Linked DNA regions of Mus musculus: regions 1 and 2 are each linked to region 3. The links are chromatin loops, found by intact Hi-C in ENCODE. Cell type or tissue: left cerebral cortex. All regions are shown on one strand.

Region 1 (8,000 bases), 93 kb after region 3:
ATAACTAAATGTGGATGCTCAGTGTCAAATTTCATGCAGAAAGGGTTTACTTACTCCTTTCAAAAGAAAACAAATAATTCCTACACTTGATGATTCAGAAACACCTTAGTGTGTAGCCCGGCAGACAACAAGTATTTTTAACCAACAGAGACAGTGACGATACAACAGAAAATCCTTGGAAGGGTGCCACACTGCCAGGATGCTCTCCCACAGATCCCAGGAAGAGCCCTGGAGGCTGATACAATTCAACAGCACTCCTCACAGCTCTCATTCCTCGGGGCACACGTGAAGGGTGGAGTCTCTCTGCTGCCTCACCCCAGGCTCGGCAATCTTCACCAGTCATTGGCTCTTATGGCTCTGTCCCTACCCTGTTGTCTAACATACTTAGTTTCAACTAGGAAAGTTTAAGAGCAGCTGCAGTGATAAAGGCCGTGACATTTTCAAGGCATATTTTCGTCGAGTGTTAATGCCTAACAGCTTGTAGGGCTGACAGAGAGAGACGCGTGCCTGTGGGTGACTGCTAATAGTCAGGTTAGATCCTGTTTATAGTGTCAAGACGCCAAAGACATGGTGTCATGTGTGGAAGTGAAAGTGTTACACACAGACCTTAGACCTCTGAAAACTGTTCTGTTTAGTGACAAGATATACACCTTTTATTTTTTTATATATTACTTAGGAAAAAGTTTTAAAAAAAAATTCTACCCTAGGAGGAAAACACACTGTGATGTCTCTAAGAGGCTGTCGAAAGAAGTCATTGCCCACATTTGCCTGAGAAAAAGTTATGGTGAACAGTGGGAGGAATGAGAACACTGCAGAAAAAACAGGAAAAGTATTGAGAGTCACTGAGGTGTTGCCACGTGATCTTGCCTTTTGCTTTCCTGACATTGTTGCAGGTAAAATCCAGGTCCCTCCACTTCAAAAATTAATTACAACTTGCCCCTCACCTTCAACTCTTACATTCTCTCTACTCCCTCTTCCCCTGTGTTCCCTGAGTCTGTGAGTGGCTGATGTAGTTCTTCCATTTCAGACTGAGCAGTCCACTAGCATTTTGGCCAGTTAAGGTTACTGTACTACCCACCACCTCCCTACAGTAAGAAGCAGCTCATTAATATTAATACATATGAATATTTAGATAAAATTAATCCATAAACTCTAATATCTATACTTAGAAATTAATTGGATATCATGACTGTGTAGTAGAATAATGGTACACTCTCCTATAATGCCTATGAGTACTAAATAAACTCCCACCCATGCTCACACAAGTAATTCCTATACTTAGTGAGCTACACACAAAACAAGGCATGGAAGGAAGAGGAGACTTGTTGAGATGAAGGCTTCAGGGGGGGATGGAAGAAAATGGGGGTGTGAAATGACTAAAAGTTTGTTATATAAATGTATGAAACTGTCAAACAGCAACAAAAAATACAAACAAGAAAAGTAATTACTCATTATAAGCCTTAGGGCAGAACACCTGTGTATAATTTCTTGGCAAAGTATTAGGTGGCTCCATGGTTCTCAGCTCTGTCTACATGAGAGACTCAATGGGAGGGGGGGTGCTTTTAAGCCCCTCAGAGTGCATTCACCATCATGGCACAAGTAAATCACAACACACAGGTTCAGGATTCCTTGTGAAGTGTTCGTTTGAACATCCTTTAGATAATAACAATACAAATTCAAGTTTGAAGCCAGCATCAACTTGCTGCCCTGAAAAGCCACTTCCGATGTTCTCACTCAGGTTTTATCTAGTTGACAAAACAGACTATTTAGGGGTTCCATTCCCTTCCAACACAAGGTGATGCTATGTCTGAGGAGCAGAGCCTGGAATATTTGGTGAAAGAGGTTTCCCTACCCCATTATAAACAGTCAATGCTCATGAGCCCCCAGGAGGATGCAGACAAAGAAACAGCCTCAATGGAGTATCTGATCACTGGGGCATCTGAAGATGCCCCACCACTTCAGGTCCTTAGACAAGACAGTACCACAGTCCCAACAGGTAATGTGGCCCATGGGCTTCTGTGGCGAATACTTCAGTTCTGCCTATTAGCACTTTAGGAAGGTTCCAGAAACTTTAGATGGAACCTAGCTGATAAAAGTAGATCACCCAGAGGCATCACTGAAAAGTATTCTTTCCCTTGCCTTTGCCTATCTCTCTCTCTTTTTTTCCTCTACTTCCAGGTAGCACTGGTTAATTTTGTCTGTCAACCTGACACAGTCTAGAGTCACCTGGGTAGCAAACCTCAGTGAGGAATTACCTAGATCACATTGGCTCATGGGCATATCTGAGGTTGATTGTATTGGTTCTTACTGAAAGTGCAAAGAACTCTGAATATTTCCATTTCGAGAGCTGGACTATGAACTGTAGGAAAACAAGAAACCTAGTTGAACATGAACAGCAATCAAGAAAACAATGGCTATGCACATGTTTTTTCTTTGCTCTTAACTGGATATAACACTTTAAATTCTTGTCTTGTGTTTCCCACATTAAACTGTCACAAATAAGTCAAACACTTTATTTTCCCTAAGTTGCTTTCTTTTAAGGCATTTGTCACAAAATCAGAAGAAAAACTAAAACACTGTATACTATGAGGTGAAGAGCCTTTGCCACACTCTTTTGTTGTTATGATGCTCTACCTAAGCACACAAGTCCATCACACAACCATACTGAACCCTCTAAGACAATGAACCAAACTAAATATTTCCTCCTTGATGCAGTTACTTTTCTGTTGTTACAGTAAAACATCATGGCATGACCAGAAGCAACTTATAGCTTAAGTTCATTGTAGCTTACAGTCCCAGAGGGTTAAGACTAAAAGAGATCCATTCATTATAGCTCCACATATTACAGGTTAGTGGATCTCAGTCCCTGTTAGATAGGAGGCTATGGAAAGTACTGAGATGCAATCATAAGACAAGGAAACAGTAATCCCTGTACATGAAACTGGACCTTGGTGCAGTGTGCTTGGATAGACACATAAAGACTCTACTGTTCAGGAGACAACCTTGAACTTCATTACACATTTTAAAAGTTTGATCAAGCAATCAACATAGTGGAAGGACTCAAAATATTATTTCAACAAATGTGTTTTGTAAAGAAGTAGGAAGTAAGTCTTCTGTCTTTGCACAGATACGTGATAGTATAAATAGCATAAGATTAGCTGTGGGCAGCCTATAACAGAATGGGCACAGGTGAGTCACAACGGAGCATCACTTGTAGTACATGTGGAGCTGTGTCTTGATTGTGCTTTACTAGTGCCCACTCTGCACATTTACACACTGTAAAATCTACTGCTGAGATAACCAAGAGAACAGAGAATGCTGACTGTAGAATGTTTGATCATGCTTTCCACAGCAACCAAACCATAACCACGGGGCTATTGGATAGCATCAATACATGTAGCAAAGCCATCTCATTTTGACTAGTACTGGATACTGTCACAGAAAAGCAGATAGCACTGCCTTCGTGGGTAGTAGATTCATCAGGATTTAGTACCTGCATTAGTCAAGATGGGCATAAACAGGAGCCATTGATGTGTCTACCTTGCACCCCGGGCTGATCATCACTGTCAAATTTCCTCTAGGATCTTTGTTCCCTGCTTGGTTACTGTCTAAAATCTTGCTGGCTTCTTAGATGGAGGAAAATTAGAATGTGATTATACTCTAGATCATAAAGACCCACCCCCTAGAGTGGTAAGGATTGCTTTAGCTTACACTTCACTGACCTCTTGAAAGTGACAAAGCCATGCTGAATTTTGATAGCCTAGGGCATGTAGACTTAGTCCCAGACTACAAAAGTACAAGAGCATAAATCCCTCTAAAGATCACAGGAAAGGCATCTATGAAGGTGCTACAGGAGTCCTGAGAATAAAAGGCAGTGATCAGTAATTCATGAAGAGCAAGGAGGAAATCCCAATGTTAGTTAAGAACATCTCACTCCCAGTGATGGAGATAGCTACATACGACAGGAAGGTATTGTCAAGACTTCTGAACACTACAACATGGCTCTTAAAGAGGAGGGTTCCCACCAATTGCCATCATCATTCATTTGTATTCATTTCTGTCAAGCACAGAGATCACTACTAGGGACCCAGAGCTAAGCAAGGCCCTTCAGATTGACTATGCAGACAGACACCAGGGGACATGTTACCTCTTTTAAAAATGGGGTGGCCAGAATTCTAGATCAGTGCTCATAGCACTTGCTGCAAAAACAAGAAGACCTGAATAAGGAACCTGGGTCCAGGTGTCCAGCATCTATAGAGATCTTGGCTGGGTGTGGTGGTCTCCTTGTAAGTCCAGCCTTAGAAGGTAGTGACAGGCAATCCTTGGAACAAGTTGGCTAGTATAAACCAGTCATAGGAGAGAGGTCAGGGTTTGCCAGAGATGTTGACTCAAAAGAATAAGGTGGAAGACTCAGCAGTGAAGATTCTCAACCTTGGGCTTCCCCATATGCATAACATGGACATATGTATTCTCAAATATGTGCATGCATATATACATGTGAATATGCATATATATGCATAAACACATACACACATACACACATTATACATATATATATATATACATGAAAAAAGAAACAACCAAAATTGCTGCTGAAAGCCATAAAAAAAAAAACCAAAGTTTTAACCACACACAAACCACAAAGTATTAACCACACACCTGCATCCCAGGAAGGCTTCCACTTCCTTACACTGTTCTTAAAACAACTACATTTCCAGAATTTTCTGTACTTATTAAGAATGATACGCTAGCAGTGGCCATGCCAGGACTTGTGACCTTCTTTCTGATGGACATGCGGTCTTGATCTCAACACCTGGCCAGCTGGCTCCAAATTGATCTGCACAGACTGAGTACTCTGGGCTTCTCTGGCTGCCTCACGCTTTGCTAACTCCTCCAGAGTCAGCACCGCTGTTCCAAACACCAGTTGTTAAAGAAGAAAGAGAGACTGGAGCAGGTGGGCTGTGTGGGCTGAGATGTCACATCTACAAAATCTGCAGAGAGAAAGAACTTCAGTGTGCGGTTCACTGCACTTTAAACTACACACACACAGAGATGGGGGGAGGGGGGTATCTCTTGGGAGCCAAAAACAAAGGCTGCGAGAGCCAGAAGGGAAGGCATCGCCAGCACCATGGCAGAACAATCTCTGCTCTGCCCATAAAAATGCCAAGATGAAAAAAAAAAAAACTGAGATACATATTTTGGGTTTTCTTGCTCCTTCTGTGGAAGCTTCTGGGGTGGGGGCGAGTGAAGACCTTGACTTTCCATCTTCTCATCCCAGGCCTAAAACATTGTTGTCTTTGGATATACAAAATGTATGTTGAATAAAGAAAAGAGGTAGAAGATGAAAACAAAAACAAAAAACAATAAAAACAAGAGGGAAGCAGAGAGATTTCATTTTTCCTTCCACAGAAGAATTCTCTGTAAGGTCCCCATAAACAGCCTGCTTACAGGGCCACCTGGGTGGCTGTTGCAAGGCCACTCATCACCTAACAAGCTGGCAAGAACCAACAAAGAAATTATTTAAAGAACTTTGGATTTTAGAACGCTTTTAGAATGCTTATCCTTAGCTCCCCTGCTTCCAGCTGGAACATAAACAGTTCTATTTGGTTTACTTTGTTTTCTTAGCTGACGCTACTAATACAGAAATAATAGGCAAAACAATGTGTCATAGTGTATCCTTATATAGCACATCAAAGTGAAAATCAGTTTACAAAAGCATTAATTCTTTCGGTTCCTCCCTTCCTTCATTTGGGTACCATCAAGTGCCCATCATGTTCTACACTTACTTAGCTTTTAATTTGCAACAGGTAAGAGAAAACTTAAATTTTAATAGAAATAAACACGTAGGCTGAAGTGATGGTTTCATTCCTCATCTTTCCAGTCACATGGCAATTATCTCTGTGATTAGCTTGGCTTAATTGGCAGTGTGTATGTGTGTGTGTGGTGAACAATACTTACAGCATTAATGTGAAGGAAGGAGAGAAAACATCCATATGATAGGGAACACAGTAGGCAGGAAAGAAACCTCTTCTCCAGGAGGCAAGTCCAGCAGAAAATGGGTGTCAGCCCTTTAACTAGAAAGCAATTTGATCAAGACATGCCTCTGTTGATCACCATATAAGGCCCACATCACTGGGATATTTGTTCTGTATGGTATTTATTGAACATACCAGAGAAATTGTATTAGGCTAAAAGCAGTTTGCAATTTCTTTTCTATGATTCCATCATTTCAGACCTACTTCACATTTCAGTATTTTCTTTCTTCATACTGTATCAAGTAGGGTTTTCTAATTAGAGCTCTCCAGAGAGATGAGGGTAATGGGGTAGATGATTGATGGGTGGATAGATAGATAGATAGTGTAGTTGTGAAAATTGGCACATGAGATTATGGAGAAAGTACACAAGCTGCCATCTGTAAGCTGCAGAACCGTGAAAGCCAATGGTGTCCAGTCCAAGTCTGGAGGGCAGAGGATGGAAAGCCAAATCCAGGTGAGGATAGATGTCCCAGCTCCAACAAACACAGAGAGCAAATTCATCCTTTTCCTGACTTTCCAGATTCAACATGTAAGATCTACAGCTTAGATGATTGACTATGGTGGGATTCTATCCCCTAGGAACAACCTGACTTGTGTAATTTTGAAATAAGGGTTATGATACCCTTAAAAGACTGAGCCTAATGATACGCTCTTGTGGAGTGGCAAGTGTTTACACAAGGTGACTCAGGAGAGACTCATGAAGGACTTACAGACTGAAGAAGTACAGGAGTAGCTCATGAGGTAGACCAAAATGCCTCATGAGGTGAATATATGAATATATAGGATATGAGAGCTCACCCCTCAGGGAGATGTATAATCAGTTGGAGGGAGCTTATATTTCATTGTGTAGCCATACATAATTTGATATGTTCCTAAAAGTAAATCCTTACATGCGCTTCTGTAAGTCACCCCAATTAAACTCATTGGTTCATCAAGAAAGACTTGGGTATTGGTCTGGAAGTGGTAAATGGAGATTTGTATATGTCTGCTCAGACACATCCAGAAATAATGTTCCATCAGGTAACTGATCTTTGCTCAGAAACAAATTATCACTCACTCCAAAAGATAGACAAACAGTTGGGTAAGTAAAGATATTTGCTTCCAAGCTCAAGGTCCAAAGTTTGGGTCCCTATAATCAACATGAAAAGTGTAAGGTTAGAACCAACTCTTGTATGTTGTCTTCTGACCTCCACATTAACACTATAGCATTTGTGTGCCCTCGCACAACACACAGAAAAAACACACACACAATAAGTAAATAAATAAATATCATTCCATAATTTGTCTGAATACTTTCCAACATTAACAAATACTCAGGCCAAATCTCAAATCAGCAGTAATATAAGTATGTCTGTTTTCAGGTGTAGAATTTGTATATGTCAGGCTTTCACATAAGATACCTGGTTATAACCAAAGGTATGAGGACTAAATAAAGCCAGGAAGTATAACATATAGCCAAGAGTCAACACCATCAACAAAATTCGACTTAGATAAGATGTAGACCATTGGGATTATCACTCAGAGATATTAAAGCAGTTGTCATTAATTTGTTAGAAGTTCTAATAAAAACAAGTACAAAATTCAACATTTTGGTAATGTCAGTGGAATGATGAAGCCACTATAGATGTACAAAATAGAAATGCTAGCCTTAAAAAATATAGAAGCACACCATGCCATTTCTCAGCTTTTGGTTTGAAGAATATTGTCCTGTATTTATATCTACATGGAACCCCAGGATGTGATCTTATTTGTGTGTTGAGTCTTTGCAGATACAACTGATTGAAATGAGGCCAGGTTAAATGGGGGCTTACAATAACACCCCTATACAGAGAGAGGAAACCAGTGTGTGTGAAACTAGGCAGGCATGAGAATAAATACAAAAATTCATTAAAGCCCTCAGAGGGACTGGAGCCCCTTGGAACTTTGATTTCTGACTTCTAAGTTCTGAAATTGTTAGAGAATAGT
Region 2 (8,000 bases), 75 kb before region 3:
GGTGAGAGATCCCATCATACCGTGGTGGATACTGGCCAGATACATGAATTCACAGTATTTGTGAGTTCTACAAAACAGCAATCTGGAAATCTTAATTCCAAAATATCAAGATGGGAGCTGAGTTCAAGCCTTAGCAGCTCATAAAAGCAAGCATGTTGGCACCTGCCTCTAATCCTGACACACAGGAGAAAGAGACTGCATGCTCAAGAGTTCAAGATTTTTAACTGCTCAGCAAACTCAGTAACAGCCTGGGGTATGTGAAATCCCATTGGAAAAATATTTTTAAAAATTAGTATAACAAAGCAGCCAGGGTGATCAAATGGAATTAAAGGTAATTCTGTGTTGCCTTTCTGTGTGTCTCGTGGTCAGAGAGAACAATGGACACCCACCTAGCAGAACTCACAAGCTAAGACTTCAAGGGAAATAACTGAGCTGTGCTGAAATTAATTGTACAGAAACCACAGAACCCAGTAAGTGAAATGCAAGCTGGAGAAAGGAGTTTCATGACTGGGCCCAAAAAGGGAGCTAACGAGTGTGAAGGCAGATATGCAGGAATTGTGTCAAGTTTAACCGAGTGTGGCAAAAGCAGAAAATGGAGATAAAAGCATACTTGATGGATGGCTGTCCTGCCACATCACAGAAAGGCTGATCATAGAGTTGGGGAGGCAATGTCACCATTGATAAAGACAAAATGTTTTCAGACTCAACCTTGTCTGTAATCCTCCAAAGGCAGAAAAGTCTAGCACACACTAGGAAGAACTGGAAAAAAAAAAAAAAAAAGAAGAGTTTCAGTAAGATGTATGTGCTAAGCAAATGTGAAAGATGAAAGCACGGAGATTTCTCACCATTCTGAAGACAATGAGGAAATGACAATTCAGCTTCTAGGAACAGCAGTTTAGGCTGAGAGTTGTCTACTGACCGTGAATAAATACTAGGGAATGTGTCTTTAAAATGGGATGAGATAAAAAATGCCTAAGTAGTGAAATCATACACACAAAAAGCAAAATGTGAAAATATGAAGAGCTATTTCAAATGAATGTTATTTTTAACAACTCAAGAACTGAATGAGATTTTCAGTTTACAAACTGATAATGGTTATCATTTTATTAAAGAAACCTCAAAAAATACATTTCAGCAAGACAGAACATTTATCACCAATGTGAGGACTTCATATCAAGAATGAAAGGCAAAAGAGAAATAATAATTATGTAAAGTAATAAAAAAAACCTTATTATGACAGAAACTCTGAGAAAGTTATATCTGGGACAAAAATACCATCCGCTCCTGAGAGAAGGATGGAGGAACTAAATCATCGGAGGGCTACAGATTTCCTTTCTCAGATGATGAAGTTGCTCAAGAGTGGATTCTGATCATTATGTGGTGGTAATACTGGAGATACTGCATGGGGAATCCATGCAGAGAGAGCAAAGAAAAAGAGGAAATATGGACAATCCTGACCCTGACAAGCAAGATTGCATAAGTAAACAAGAGTCAAAACTGCATTCCAGAAAATGAGGGAACTTTCCAGTACCAACATAGTTGAGCCGACTCTATAGAGCATAAACCGAAGTTGGCTTTTACTGTTTTGTAGAGACAAAGGAGTATAGACTCATACATAGCAGGACAAGCAGTGGCACCTTCAGGTTTAATGTGCTCAGCTACTTTGGTCTCACTTCCCTGGGACTGAGATGAGGAATTTGTTTGTGTCAGCGTGGACTATACATACATATACACATATACACATATGCATACAACACATCTATACACTGCTGAAAGACTTTGCCATCATACTGAATAGCTTTCTTTTCTTTCAGCATGTCTTTGAGTGAAACCAAATAAGTCCATTTGTAAACTCAGAAGATGCTTGGCAAGGCCAAGACAATAGGAGTGACATAGAATTAACCCTTCATAGGCCCTAGAGTGATTCAGGCTTCTATAGCACAGTGTACTTGTTGGCTTTCTACATGCAACATCTCACCAGTCTGCGTGCTGTTGCCAACACCTTTCTATACTTATTTGTTTGTTTGTTTGTTTGTTTGTTTGTTTATTCATTTAGTGCTGTAGAGATGACTCCGCAGTTAAGGGCACTGGCTGTTCCAGAAGATCTCAGTTTGGTTCTCGGCACCCACAAAGTGAAGAACTCTATAACTCCATTACCAAGGAGTTCTTGGCCCTTGTCTGACCTCTATGAGCAATATATACACATGGTACAAAGATAATGATCAGGTAAAATACACACACATACAAAAGAAAAATAAGTATATCTTATAAGCTATCAAAGTCCTGAATGTACTTTTACAGCATTAATATGTCTTAAAGTTAGCTTTGTTACTTTGAATTCCACCATGCTTGTGTTAAACGAACATTCCCTATGCTATAGCCAGGGAGGGCTGAGAATATGTGAACTGCCTAGTGGAGAAAGGACTGTCCCCGTGCAGTGGGACTCAGAGAGAGCTCCCTGTAAAGTCTCCCTGTGGACTAGGGTACTCCAAAAGTCCATTCTTTATCATTAAGGCTGATTTAAATGAGCTGCAGCACCTGCTACCTCAGGACCAATCACATTTCCTTAGCTCCACCTTAAATATTTGGCTGTTGGATAAAGTAATACTTATTCTCTGGAGAATGCAGGTTATATTTTTCTATGAAGAACAAAATTTCACAACTCCACAAATCTTGTGGCATAAGCCACAAGACTCATACTGCTTTATATTGGTATCTACTGAGACACTGCTCTCTGCCAGTGGGGAATTTTCCATATTAACAGTGAGTTGGTGCTCTGATCCCCATGCCAATGCCTTCTAAATTTTAACAGCACAATCTTCTTTTCCTAGGGTCTCAGAGTCTCCTTCTTCCTCTCCCTTTCTGGCTCCCTTCCCCACTCCTGATCTTTTTGTCTTTTGTTGATTTCTTTCTTACATGTCCCTGCTATCTCTTTCTCTTCTCCAAGTCTCCATTCATATCCCTCTTCTCTTTCTTGGTAGAAATTCTAGCTACATGAGATGCCAAAAAAAAAAAAATTAACGAAAAAAGAAAAAAAAAAGGAGTCTAAAGACTATTAACATGTTACCAGTGGTCATTTCTTGCACACAGTACTGGTTTCATGAAGATATTTTCAACCAAGTGTGCAGTGTACATTGGGCACACTCCTTTTTGGCTCAGCCGTCCTCCTTCTCATTCCTTTCTCTTCATGTTAGTTACCCACGGTTCCCTAAGACAGGGCCAGTTCAGTTTTACTGAATAAAATTCCATTGTGCATGTAAACTGTATTTTCTTGGTTCATTCTTCTGGTTTGGAAATGTAGGTTAGTTCCATAACTTAGCTATCATGAATAGTGATAAAATAAGTGTTGACATTCAAATCTGTCTGTGATCAGACCTGGCAACCTTTAGATAAATGCCCAAGACTGCTATAGCTAGGTCATCTAGTAGACCTATTTATTCTATATGGTATTTTGTTTTGTTTTGTTATATTTTGGGTGTTTTTTTGGGGGGGGGAACTACCATAGTGATTTCCTGATGGCTGGAGTGGTATCCATTCCCACCAGCTGTGAAAAAAGATCCCCTCTTCACCCTTACCATCAATTATTATTTTAATTTTTGTTGTTGTTTTTTTTTTCCTAGTGACAGTCATTTTTTACTTTGGTGACATAAATTCTCAATGTAGTTTTGCATTTCTCTGATGACTATTAATACTGAAATATGGTTTCATATTCACCTTTTGAGCAACGTGCATTTTACTAATTCATTTATTGGTGGTGTTTGATTTCTTGGTACTTAAAAAAATTCAGGTTTCTTAAATATTCTTGGTAGCAGTTCCCTATCACTTGTGTAGTTCTCGAAGGTCTCCCATTATACAAGCTTTAAAGACATTTTTAAAGACCAAAGCAACTTATTCTTGGATTTTATAGAGGCTCAAATGATAAACATTTGTCTCCAATTTAATTATATAAACATCAAGTATGTGTGTCCTTCATTAGAAAACCTTTGAATCTAGGAAATACATTTCTTTAAAAAGATTGAGCCATGGCTTTATTCCTTCATCCATCCTTGCATGCAAGCATCCTTCCATCTATTAATTTCTTCACCATTGTTTTCTGTTATAAAACCACTACATGTCAACTGTGGTTTTGATGCTGAGGGTAATGACATGAGCAGGACACAGTCCATGCCCTTACACAGCCCCATCCTCTCAAGGGTCATCTTCCTGCAAGCTCACTGTCTCATAAAATTCTTCTAAAGTTTTGAGTAATAGATGAGAATGTCCCATCAATTAATCAGTACTTAAAGGGTAAAGTATCATGAATGCACTAATTTGTAGGAACAGAGGACGACCATGGGAACAGGGAGGGTGCAGGACCTCTGGAATTGGCTGGCATCACAGTGACATAAGTCTGTGATAATACTGTCAAGAACTTAATTGCACAAGACATGTGAGCAGTCTTGCATAGTTGCCTCAGGAGAGCCTGGCCAAGAAATAGAAAGATTACAGAGTCAGCAGCCTAATGTCCTCAGTAAGGCGAAAGGTAGGAAATAATGGGTCTCCGAATTACCTTAGGATCTACTTGCTGCAAGGAAATTCTTCTTGTGCAGGAGTTGGTTCTTCCCGCTAAATATATCTCTGTTCATCTGCAACTGCCTCCTTCGCAAATGAGATGCAGAATGTTTCAAAGAACATATGTCCAGCAACTTCTTTAGCACCAGCCTCAGAAACTGTGTGTGCATCCTTTGCAATCCCTTCCCCCTCTTCTGCTGCCCAACACCCTTCATCCAATGCTGAGTGCCTGCTGCATGCCTACAGGACAGCATTTTTTTTTCTGGGACCTATAACTATAAATCTCACAACTACTGAACACATTGTAAGATCCAGCAAATTTAGTAAACAGTATTTGCCCCTGGCAACTGGCAATCGACCTTTACATCTAAATGATTGGAAAGCAGTGCTGAGTAGCTCAATGCACTGATAAAACAAGTGGATAGGAAAGGAGGTGACTATGTCAGTCTGTGGCTCTCCGGGAAGTCCTTGAAAGAAAAGAGAAGAACATGCACTTCAGAGAGGTCTTTGGTTTCCTATACTGCAATGAGCAGGAAAAAAAATTGGATGAATTTGGAAAGGAAATTCTACTTAGAGAACGGGAAAAGGTAAAGGACCCAGACTTGGGAGATTGCTTGATCTCCAGTGTAAATGATGGCTTGAACCGCATCTCATCCTATCCACATTCCTACTCTGAAGCCCTTCCCTCAGAACATCAGACCACTATCTTATTTAAGAACAGGATAGTAAAGACACAATGACATAAGACAAGGTCACACAAATGCAGGCCTCTTGCTTCACACAGTCTGGCTGGTATCTTTACAAAAAGAGACATACAAAGGGTCACAGGAGAACACTCAGGAAATAAAAGCAGAGCTGGGTGGAGCTCGTCTACTGGATGGAAACCAGCAACCTTCTATTCTGCAATGAGGGAGGCCTGGAACAGTAGCCTTAGAGGTACTGGGAGAAACCATTCCCACCAGAATGGTGGTGGGGCAGCATATCCCAGTTGTTTGTATGCTTTGGACTGTGGCATTTTATTACTCCTGCTAAGTAAATCCATGTGCTAATAAACTCAGACACCCTTACTGCAGAACGGTGTTATTCATTTTAGGGAAAAGTATTTGAAAGCACCATTCTGGTATTGTTTCATATCAGAAGATTGTCTCCTTTAATAAACAGATACTTTTTCAAAAACTGAGAAAATAAGCATATTCCAAAATTCTCTTGAAATAAGTGCTAAATGTTATTAGGAAGCCAATCAAGGCTAACCCACAATTCTGAATACCTCATTAACACCTTCAGAGGGACCATTAATTAAATCCTGGACATGACAGGATTTTGAGCAGGTGGAATTTATGCTTTAAAAATAGGCAACTTTTGTTTCCTCCCAGGTTTGAAATCTTTACTTCTGTCTGTGACATACTTGTCACCCACCTGTGCTTTGTCTGTTAGCTCCATAGTCCTGAGAAAATGCAAATAAGATGCTGGCCTTTTGGAATGGACACTGAAGTGGGCATTACTCAGGCTATGATGAAAGTAGAAGTGTCAAATGGCCCCTTGTACAGTCTACTGCTGGTGGAGGTTACTGCTTTTCAAAACATTTCATTAAATAAATGTTTTCTAAGCAGAGGACATATGTGCCTTTGTTATTTATTTAGCTTTATCTTTAATACAGATAGAGAAGAAGTGATTTGATCATAAGAAGTGACCTGGTTCTGCTATTGACAAAAGCAGGTCCTCAGTGACTTTTAGGCTTTTGTGTCTAGAGATACAGCTAGGCACCATTTGGTGCTTATGTCTTTCATAACTACTACTTCCATGGTCTTTCTCTCCCCTAGTATTCCATCACTCTGTAAATTAGAGAAAATGGAGGATTTCCTAAACTGATTTAAAGCCATATTAGGAAACCCAAGTAAAGCCAGTTGTATCACTTGTGGTATTGACTATAAGTGTAATTCTGGATTGGAAAGATCTTTAATATTGTTATATTTTAAAACTAAAATCCAAGCCGGGAGGTGATGGCGCACGTCTTTAACACTTGGGAGGCAGAGGCAGGCAGATTTCTGAGTTCGAGGCCAGCCTGGTCTACTGAGTGAGTTCTAGGACATCCAGGGCTACACAGAGAGACCCTGTCTCAAAAAAACAAAACAAAACAAACAAACAAACAAAAACCCCAAAGCTTGAAATCCTGGGGAATATGGTTATTCTGCAAACTTCTTTAAATGCTGTCATCCACTGGTTTGTACTTATATGTAACGAATAGTGTTGAGTGACTTGTGAGAGCCGTGTGTCCTCTCTGACCTGTCTTCATCTGCAGGAAGGGTCTATAACTTATAACTTTCTGCATCTCTGTGATGGCATCAGACCTCTGTAAAGGTGCAGCATTAATGTTCTACGGGGTTTCCATTAGACGAGGGAACTGTTGAATGGATACAAAAAGAAGTCTAAAGATTCACTATGGACTGAAAAACATACATCAAAAAGTACGTCATATGAGAGGGAGGACAGGGAGCCTGCAACCCCAACAGAAGCAGTCAAGAGAGAGCTTGGTGCTGCCACCCACAGACAGAGGACATTGAGCATCCTGGGCTACCTGTGATTGTAGACCCTGACACCAAGACATTCAGCTTTTCACCTTGTAATGAACAGTTGCAGAAAAGAAGGAGCTGAGGAATTCATAACCCCTTCATAGGCATGCACCCATGCCTGGCAGCCTCCATTTACACCCTACATACCCTGTAACAGCTCCATCAGCCACGAACCAAGCCTTTAGCTCATGAGCTCTTGAGGTACATTTAAGAACCAACTGTAACACCAGCACCTCCTATTCTTTGCAAGGAAGTCATTGAATGACATGGTTCACTGAAATGGGTTAAAATGATTTCAAGATCTACAAATAGGACAATAGGTAACTGATAAAAACAGATCTAATAAAGAGAGAAGCTCACAAAATCCTGAGAATCTGCCAAAGATATATGTCCAGAGCAGTCAAGAAAAAAGGGTGATTGGCTGGAGAACCAGAATTCTTGATAGATAGATAGATAGATAGATAGATAGATAGATAGATAGATAGATAGATAGATAGATAGATAGATATTAAATAGGCACAAGGAAAATAAAAAGAAATCATGAGCAAAGAAGGGAGCTGAGTTCTAAGATATATCATGTGAAGTTACTCAGTCAGTGCTTGGATGCCCCTGATTTCTCTATGCTGAGCTATCATTTGTGTGTGTGTGTGTGTGTGTGTGTGTGTGTGTGTGTCTATCTGTCTGTGTCTTTACTGTTGCACACTAACTCTTATTGGATCATTTCACTAGATCATATTACTTAGTAAGATGCAGTCTAAGAACTCAGCCAAGAGCACAAATAGACTCTGAAGACCTGGGGCGTGCTAATACATTTGGTGTGATGATAGCCTATTGACTCTAGGAAAGGTAGGCGGTAAGGGCTGAAAGAAATGGAGAGAC
Region 3 (8,000 bases):
TATGGTTTATGGACACAAGACAACAAGCAAGACCTTACATTTGATAGCAAAACTGATTTCAAGGATAGAATACAGATATTGATAGGGCTGCACTTGTGAAATTGAACCAGAGTACTCAGGCAAGGAATATGGAAATGAGAATGGACTCCTGAGCTCTTAGAACTCTTGCTCATTTGGAATCCTTAGACCTTTTGAGCTTCATTAGCATAGAGGAGTGTCTTAGTTAGGGTTTTACTGCTGTGAGCAGATACCATGACCCAGTCTACTCTTATAAGGACAACGTTTAATTGGGGCTAGCCTACAGGTTCAAAGGTTCAGTCCATTATCATCAAGGTGGGAGCATCGCAGTGTCCAGGCATGGGGCTGGGGGAGCTGAGAGTTCCACCTCTTGTTCTGAAGGCATCTAGGAGAACACAGGCTCTCAGGCAACTAGGAGGAGAGTATTAAAGCCCACATCCACAGTGACACACCTAGTCCAACAAGGTCAGAGCTGCTCCAACAATTTCTTAATAGTGCCATTCCCTGAGCCAACCCTATACAAACCATCACAAGGAGTAACATAAGTTTAGGAATATAAGAGCAGCTGAAGAAAGCAGTGTACTTTCAAAGCTACAGTGCATACCATGCTCAGAAGTTTATTAACATTCTGCATTTCATTAATGTAGATAATTATCAAAGTGGGGGGGGATGGCGTGCTGTACACAATCATATTCAAGTATTAAAAGAAATGTGGTTAGAGATTTAGGGACTTTTCCAGAGCCTTCCTTTCTTTTTATTTTATATTGCATTCTAGCTACCTCTAATGGGCTTGAAGCTATCTGATGGAAGTTGATATTCTCCCTTACTGCCTTACATACGACTGGAAGAAGACAAGCCTTTTTCCCACATCGGAGTCTAGGCAAAGTCATCTTTACTAACAGAAGTGAAGGGCCAATCAGAATCCTGTGTTCAGATGTGTTCAGATACTTGCTGCAGTTAGTATCAGGAAAGCTTGCTCACCAGCAATTCGGGCTGCCTAACCTGCTACGGTTAGAGCTCCAGAATGCCTCTGCCTAGCTCTCTGGAAAAAAAATCATGAAAGGCAGGTTGTTGTTAGCTTTAGTTATCAACACAACCTAGAATCGCCTTGGAAGAGAATCTTAATGAAGGATTGTCTATATTGAATTGACAAAATGGGCACACATTAAGAGAGGGATTGGGAAAAGAAGGGTGGAGAACGGGGAGGTTTTAAGGTTAAATTCTGAGCTAAGTAAGCCCTTCCTTTCAACCTTCTGCTTCATGGACCTGCAGTGATGACACCTCACCTCTTAGACTGTCAGAGGTGTCCATGTAGAGAAGTCTCTGCCTGCCACAGCAGCAGCATTCTTGTAGAACTGTTGCTCTAGACTGGGATTTCTGTCTCTCTCTGTCTCTTCTAGGCCTCCATTTCCTAAACTACATCTGAATTCATGTAAACCTTCGATAATCTTTAAAGTCCCACTACCCTGTCCAGGCAGTACTAATTCTGTCATGTACCTTACACTATTGTTGCTAAATATTAACCTTGGAGGAAGTCAAAATTATCACCTCATATAGGATGGCAATTAGTACAGTATTCCATTATATTACTATATTTCATAAAGTAGTGACTATGTTGTGTTCTTCCTGGGGGTTTTGTGAGCAGGATATCTCTCAAGAGACACATGCAGATATTTACTTAGCAGACCAAAATAAACACTCTGAAGAGAGATTGGAGTAGGCTGCCCCCTAAATAGAGAACAACACAGTAAAATCTGTATTTTTTATGAGTATGACTTGTGTATGGCAACCCTTTTCCTCTGAATTATAGTAGAGAAGATCTCCCTTTGATGATATTTGTCCCCATGATCTCCACAGAAAGGGAAGGTATCAAAACCACAATGCAAGTGATATAATGTAGATGTCAGCTCCTCTGAGGATGCACATGGGGAGATGAATGCCCTGCTGCCTTGACTTATGATATGCTAAGAACAGGATATCTATAGCCTCAAGGATGCTTTAAGGAAAGACTCAGATGCAGCTTTCCTCATATCGACTTTCTTGTATAGTTGGTATCAGTGGGAGTACACTTTTTTCTCCTAGGAACAAAGGAACATAAAAAAGAGCAGGAAACCAGAACATTACAAGACTTTGTTTCCATAATTAAAAAAACAGTCCTCCAGGACCAAGACTGAAATGGATTGTGAGCAACTGAAGTCAGTCCTAAAATATGGTCATGGTCTCTTCTAGATAGCCACCAATACCTATGCAGTCATGTTCAGTGGAAGACGCACGTACTGAGACTAAGGAGACTGAGGCAATGTCACATGATGTCACATCATGAAAAATACCAGTTCAACTTCAGTTCCCTTCCTCCAGCGCATCCTGATAGTTTACAGCTCCCTGCTAATTGGCAGTAAGGATGGTATTCTACTCACCATTCTGGTGCTAGAGCCTCGAACACAGAGAACCAGGCCGTTAGTTAACACTGTAAAGAATTCCAGTCTCTGCGCTAGTCTTCTTACTACATTTCTCCTGACAAGTAACCCACAAAGAGAATCACAGGCTGAAGGGTTCAGATTCTGACCCCAGGCTTGAAAATTATGAGAAGACTTGAAAAACTCTTCGAGAAATTTCTGTAGCCATCTATGTACACTTCTTGATGCTAGAGAGATGGCCCACCAACCAGGAGAAGGAGTCAGTCATCCAAATCAAGCTGACAGTATTTTATGATAAATTAATGAAGTATGATTCACTTTTATTTTTAAATGTTTGCATTTAGAGCCGTCAAACGATATATTTTAGGAATATCGAGTTTGCAAAAATCTTTATTTCCATATATTCCAATGTAAATATTTAGAAACTCATTTGTGTCTGCTTTATTTCTCTATTGACTTTGGGAAGCTCCTGTTGGTTGTTATGTCAAGGAAAAAATGGCTGCTGGCCACCATGTTCAGTTACCTCACGATACCACACTTTATATTGCAGGATGTCTTGCTTTGAGTAAGTCACAACCTCTTTCTGGGACACAGTGTTCTTACTGTACAGATGAAAAAGCTAGCCCAAGCTGATAAAACTTCTGTGGTAGCTTCTTTGGTGAGATAGTACTCAGTATATCTACTGTGTGATGTGCCCCTACTTGCTAAAGAGACAGTGCATCACCTGGGGTGTCAGAAGCACACTGTTCCAGAGACCAGGTACAAACGCATTTATTGTAAGACCAACCATCTCACATTATCATGACTAACCAAACCCAGTGTACCACAGTTAATGCAATGGTGTTTCTTTGAGCTAGCCAGACCCTTTGGCCTCCCAAGGTTTCTCCTCTCATCTGACCACGGGAGATAAGAAGGCATCCCAGAGCTGCCTCTCATGTAGAATAAGATAATGTGCATAAATCCTGGGCACAGCAGTTAGCCCCTAGCACAAGCTCCAAAAATGGAAATTCTTCCATCCAGGTCCCAGGGGGTAGAAAGCAAGAAAATATAACAATAAAGGAAAAGGGTTTGGGTGGGGGGGAGCAAAGATGGATTGCCATTCTTTAAATAAAACCAGGGAGTGAGGTGTGAGAAAGCTAGAGAAATGCGGAGAGTAGGAGAGAGAGGGGAATAGCTACAGGCACTTGGAATGGTGCTGGAAGATTCTCATAAGTAAAAGCTCCTTTTAAAATATTGGAGTTCTTCCATATGGGAAGCTTGGGGAGAGAGGCGAAAAAATTAAATTAAAGCATCTGAAAGTATATTATAGTTTTATCTCTTTGGCTCTGTGATTTCAGAAATAATATAATTCTATGGAATGCACGCTGCCAGAGGATTTTGCAGAGTAGCGCCCCGACAGAACGGGACCGAATGATGTCAAGGAAGCTTCTATAACAGTTTTGTTTTATTCATTTACATAAATCACATTTACCGTAGGTGTTTTATTCAAAATAAAGTTTGGGAAAAATAAATTGAACAGATGAACCTAGGCAAACCTGGTGATTTTTTTCACGAGTAGTGTTTGATGATAAAGGCATAAAAGCATAATGTGGTATCATTTCACTGAGGCACAATATGGATCACCCATATGGAGCAGAAGCCGATAATGCTGCAGAGAGGCAAAAATAAACAGAGCAGATGCACTTGCAAAATCAAGTCTGCACCCACCCCTGAATTACCTGCTTGGTGTTGAAGAAGTTTCTACAGAACTCAAAACTGGCTTTGAGTCACCTTCCCACAGGGACTCGCAGGAAGCCTTACATGACAAGAGACAGGAAGAGGTACCCTAAAGCATCACATGGCTCTCGAGGGAGGTAGAACTGGAACTTGCTGGCTCCAAACTACAAGCCACATGGAAGCCTCAGCCCTCAGTTTGGAAGCGCGAGTTCCAACCCCAGTTCTTCTTGTTGCCAGGCAAGTTCCACCCTAGATCTGTAAGTTCCTCAAAGGCAAAGTCACAGAAGGGTAAGGACTTAATAGGACTGATGAAAAGCTCAGGCAATAAAGCACCAAGGAAGGAAAGTGATATACAGAGCTATCGCATCAGAGGCAGGAGACTAGCCAAAGTGGCTTGTTGGAGAGACTTTCTAGAGCACACAGAAGAAGGGTGCTTCAGGGTACTCTTACTTTCACAAGGAGGTAAGGTGTTTGGGGAACCCAGGCGTATTATTTAATAAAGATCCCATAGAGAATCCTAACATGCCCAAGTTTAGGCCATTCTTAGTCTCAGTAAACTAACAGCATGCATACAAAACGTCACAGTCCTTCCTCCCACCCAATCCTAGTTACCTGTTCAATCAAGCTACCCTGTGAGGACTACAAGAGGGCGAAGTGTCACTGAGCAGACAGACAGATTGTGTCATCCTTGCATGGTGCTTGCATCAGCCAGGATGGGAAACACCTTGCTCAGCCCTACACTGATGATCACTTCCACACTGACATCTTTCCTATTTCATCAGCCATGAATCTTGAAGTCTGCGCCTGGAGTGTGGCTACCTAGAGAAGAGGTGAGACTGAAGTAGTGGTGGGTAGCCAAGGATAAGCGCTTGCCTGTAATACATAAGGTTTGGAGCTCTTTGCCAGTGGTGTAGTGTTGAGACGAGTGTGGTATGTTGTACCACATATCCAGTTTCACCCCAGAGGAGCATTCAGTGATCCCAGGAAGATCTAAGACCTCTCGAGGATCTTAGAGCAGCGTTTTAAGGCTCACTTTGGGGGATGAGCTCCCCTCAGACCTCCCTTGACCCAGACCTGCCATCTTTCCAAACAGGAAGCTCTTCTCTTATTATGTGGAAAGCCCATCAACTGTTCACTTTCCTGGAGTTCTTCAGCGTTCCTTTGCACATCCTGCAAAAGGTATGTGGTAATTGTCTTCCCTAGAGGAAGTCATGGCTGACTACTTCAGAAAGAAGGAGGCAGGTATGAATTCAGCCACACAGCAATGGGACTCATAGAAGCTGGAGGCCAAGGGAAACCTGGAACAGACAGGAAACATTCTGTCTTGCCCATAGTAAACCTGGTCACATGGTCAACAGCTGGAGTAGACCACCCATGGCCCCTGATGTCATCAAGTAGACACCCATCTGCTCTGTTCCTAAAGCAGCCAGGAAAAAAATAGCGTCCCACGTCCCACACACTCCAGCTGTCCCCGACATCCAGTGCTCAGTGATTTTTTTTTCTAAAAATAAAATGAAATAAAGTCATCACTTTTCCAATCAACATAAGCACTTGTTTCATCAAGAATGGGTAGTACAGGAGCCATCATCCCAAAACTCTGTGGGCTTGTCCAAAGTCATGACTTTCTGGGAGTTCAGTAGCATCTTCATACAGGGAGATGCTGGCCTGAAGTGGAAGGAGGAGTTGTATACTCACCTGTATGAGTTGTGTGTTCACGTGGAGAGAGGTTACTTTGACATCTGAGTCCCATGTGGCCACTGTGCGTGGGGACTGATCATCTCTTGCCTCCTGGCTCAGTTGATCTTGAGTCACATTCTGTGTTCTGTTACTTCTAATCTGATCCTCAAGCACCTCATCTAGAATGTGGACATATGTCAGTTTTCAAGAATAGAACAGACAGCTATTTGCAGAGATGCAGCCTTTGAGTACATCAGCATCCTCTTCAGCCAACTTTGAGTTTAGAGGAATCACTTCCCCTTGGACTTCAAGTTGGAGAACAGAAATGACAAAAGAGAGTCTGTAACTGAGCAGTAAGGAAGTATCCTGCTTGCCCATCCACCGTGGCAAACAGGACCTGCCCCTTCCCCAACTTACCCCTCCTACCCTCTCAACAGTTTTCCCTGAATATGACCTGTCATGCACAGATGCCCAAAGTGCATGCCAAGAGAACTGCTGTTCACCAGTCATTTCCACCAGGAGATTTTTCTGAAATCAGTAAGATTGTGCAGATATGTCTGCAGGTGGTAAATTAGCAAGATGGTAGGGACATGACTTCCAGGGTGTCCTTTACCAGCACACTTATGTTTGCTTAAAAAATTGCTCAGCACAAGTCAGGTACCAAACACTATTCAAAGCAGCTTGCACGAACAAGCTCTGTGAATGCTGCTACTTGCCGTAACTTTTCCACAGAAAGAGTAAACTGAGACAAGCAGAAACAACCCAGAGTATAGATGATATAACAAGCACCCAACCAAGGCACCTGTCTCCAGAGTTCTAATTCTCTATGGATGCACAACAAACATCTTCAGGGCAGGGGAGGCACCGACTCACATCTCATGCACACAAGCCATCCTTGTCCCTGGATGAGCAATTGAGTTTCTTCTGATAAAGAGTTCACAGGAACATGACAGCACACACATATGTTCAAGTAAGTGGTCACCTTGAGGCCAGTTCCAGGAAGGGCCATCATGCCAGTGCATAACTGAGTCCAAGCATGCTGTGACTTAGAAATGGTATAGAAGATCAGGTAGCTATCAAGAAGCCTGCTTCACAAATACATAAACCAATGGCCAAGGATTAAGGGCCTGACACTATATTAGCTGAACAAAACAGTATTTTAGGAAATCAACAACTTCACATGTTAATTTTCTGGGCCAATGTTAAACAAGTGATCACAAAACCAGTGCATCTGAACTGGTCTGGACCTTCTGTCCAGGAATCTTCTAAAAACAGAAGGCCCATGGCAAGCCTGGTTAAACTGATCCTCTGAAAGAAAGAGCCTTAAGGCTGCTTCACTACCTCATTCAGACAAGTACCAGAGACATGGACCAAACCACCATGACACATTTAGAGCCCTAGGACCTGTGAACAGGGGCACTCACAAAGCTACCTACAAGTGAGCAGGCATTCTTCCCCAATTCAGAGCTTTGCAAAGGACACAGAAGACATGCTTGATTCTGGAGGGTCAGAATGACAGGATGGCTGGCCTCTGGTCAGATGAGCTACATGGTGCTGTCCTTTAGAGCCTCTACTGGCACGTGGGGTGGTAGCACCTGCCTTATTGTCTCAGATATTTAGATCATCTGGAAAGGAACTACAGAGGAGCTTCTGAACTCACAAAGCTCTCTCAAATTCTGAATCCTTCAGAGTTTCCCTTGGCAGAGAGTATGGGCAGCTTAAAATTTGGTTAGCAACTGTCAATAATCATCTTACACATTACCTAGCAAGGAAAAATGATATTCTCCTCAGGGAGAGGCACTAGATTCTCCACACACACTTCTGTATTAATAAAACACTGATCTCGTTGTTTCCCTGAAGATTTTAAGAGCTATTGTTCAGATTAAATATGGTCAGGATTTTGGTGCCATCTTATAAGCTACAAAGTACCGTGAACCTGTGACAGGCTATAGTAGTCTTTCCCAACATGTTTTGAAAATTAATTGGCTATGGAACTGCCTCAGTAGGAATGAACCTGGAAGTATCTTTGTAGTACTATGGTGGAAATACACCGAGCACTTAAAGGCCTTTGTACACAGGGTTTTGTGAGGAACAAATTAAGTGGGCATCCTTGGGGCTTTTATGAACTACCAACTGTATACAAACACATCCCCAGAAATCTCAGTGAGAAAG

The links. Hi-C counts contacts between places; a loop is a spot of excess contacts. Peaks named below come from ENCODE experiments on the same cell type or tissue, not always from the same donor. Only the 100,000 strongest peaks of a DNase experiment are listed, where the experiment ranks them.
Region 1: a loop joins it to region 3, with 2.7 times the contacts of the local background. A loop is called at or near these places in 3 of 42 quality-filtered maps.
Region 2: it touches region 3 in a loop (2.8-fold over the local background); 4 of 42 quality-filtered maps call a loop at or near these places.

Annotation. Positions count from the first base shown.
Region 1 is chr12:26,176,102-26,184,101 of GRCm38, forward strand. The region is part of intron 2 of Gm29687 (predicted gene, 29687); the gene reads right to left. Among named protein-coding and RNA genes, the nearest start is that of Gm29687, 30 kb to the right of the region's middle. In left cerebral cortex, no CTCF peak of the experiment used is centred here; DNase peaks (open chromatin) are centred at 192, 735 and 4,982; H3K27ac peaks cover 564 bases.
Region 2 is chr12:26,008,443-26,016,442 of GRCm38, forward strand. No RefSeq gene overlaps it. Among named protein-coding and RNA genes, the nearest start is that of Gm29835, 33 kb to the left of the region's middle. In left cerebral cortex, no CTCF peak of the experiment used is centred here; a DNase peak (open chromatin) is centred at 4,692; H3K27ac peaks cover 493 bases.
Region 3 is chr12:26,082,998-26,090,997 of GRCm38, forward strand. No RefSeq gene overlaps it. Among named protein-coding and RNA genes, the nearest start is that of Gm29835, 110 kb to the left of the region's middle. In left cerebral cortex, no CTCF peak of the experiment used is centred here; DNase peaks (open chromatin) are centred at 3,274, 3,873, 4,131, 5,619 and 1 more place; H3K27ac peaks cover 3,647 bases.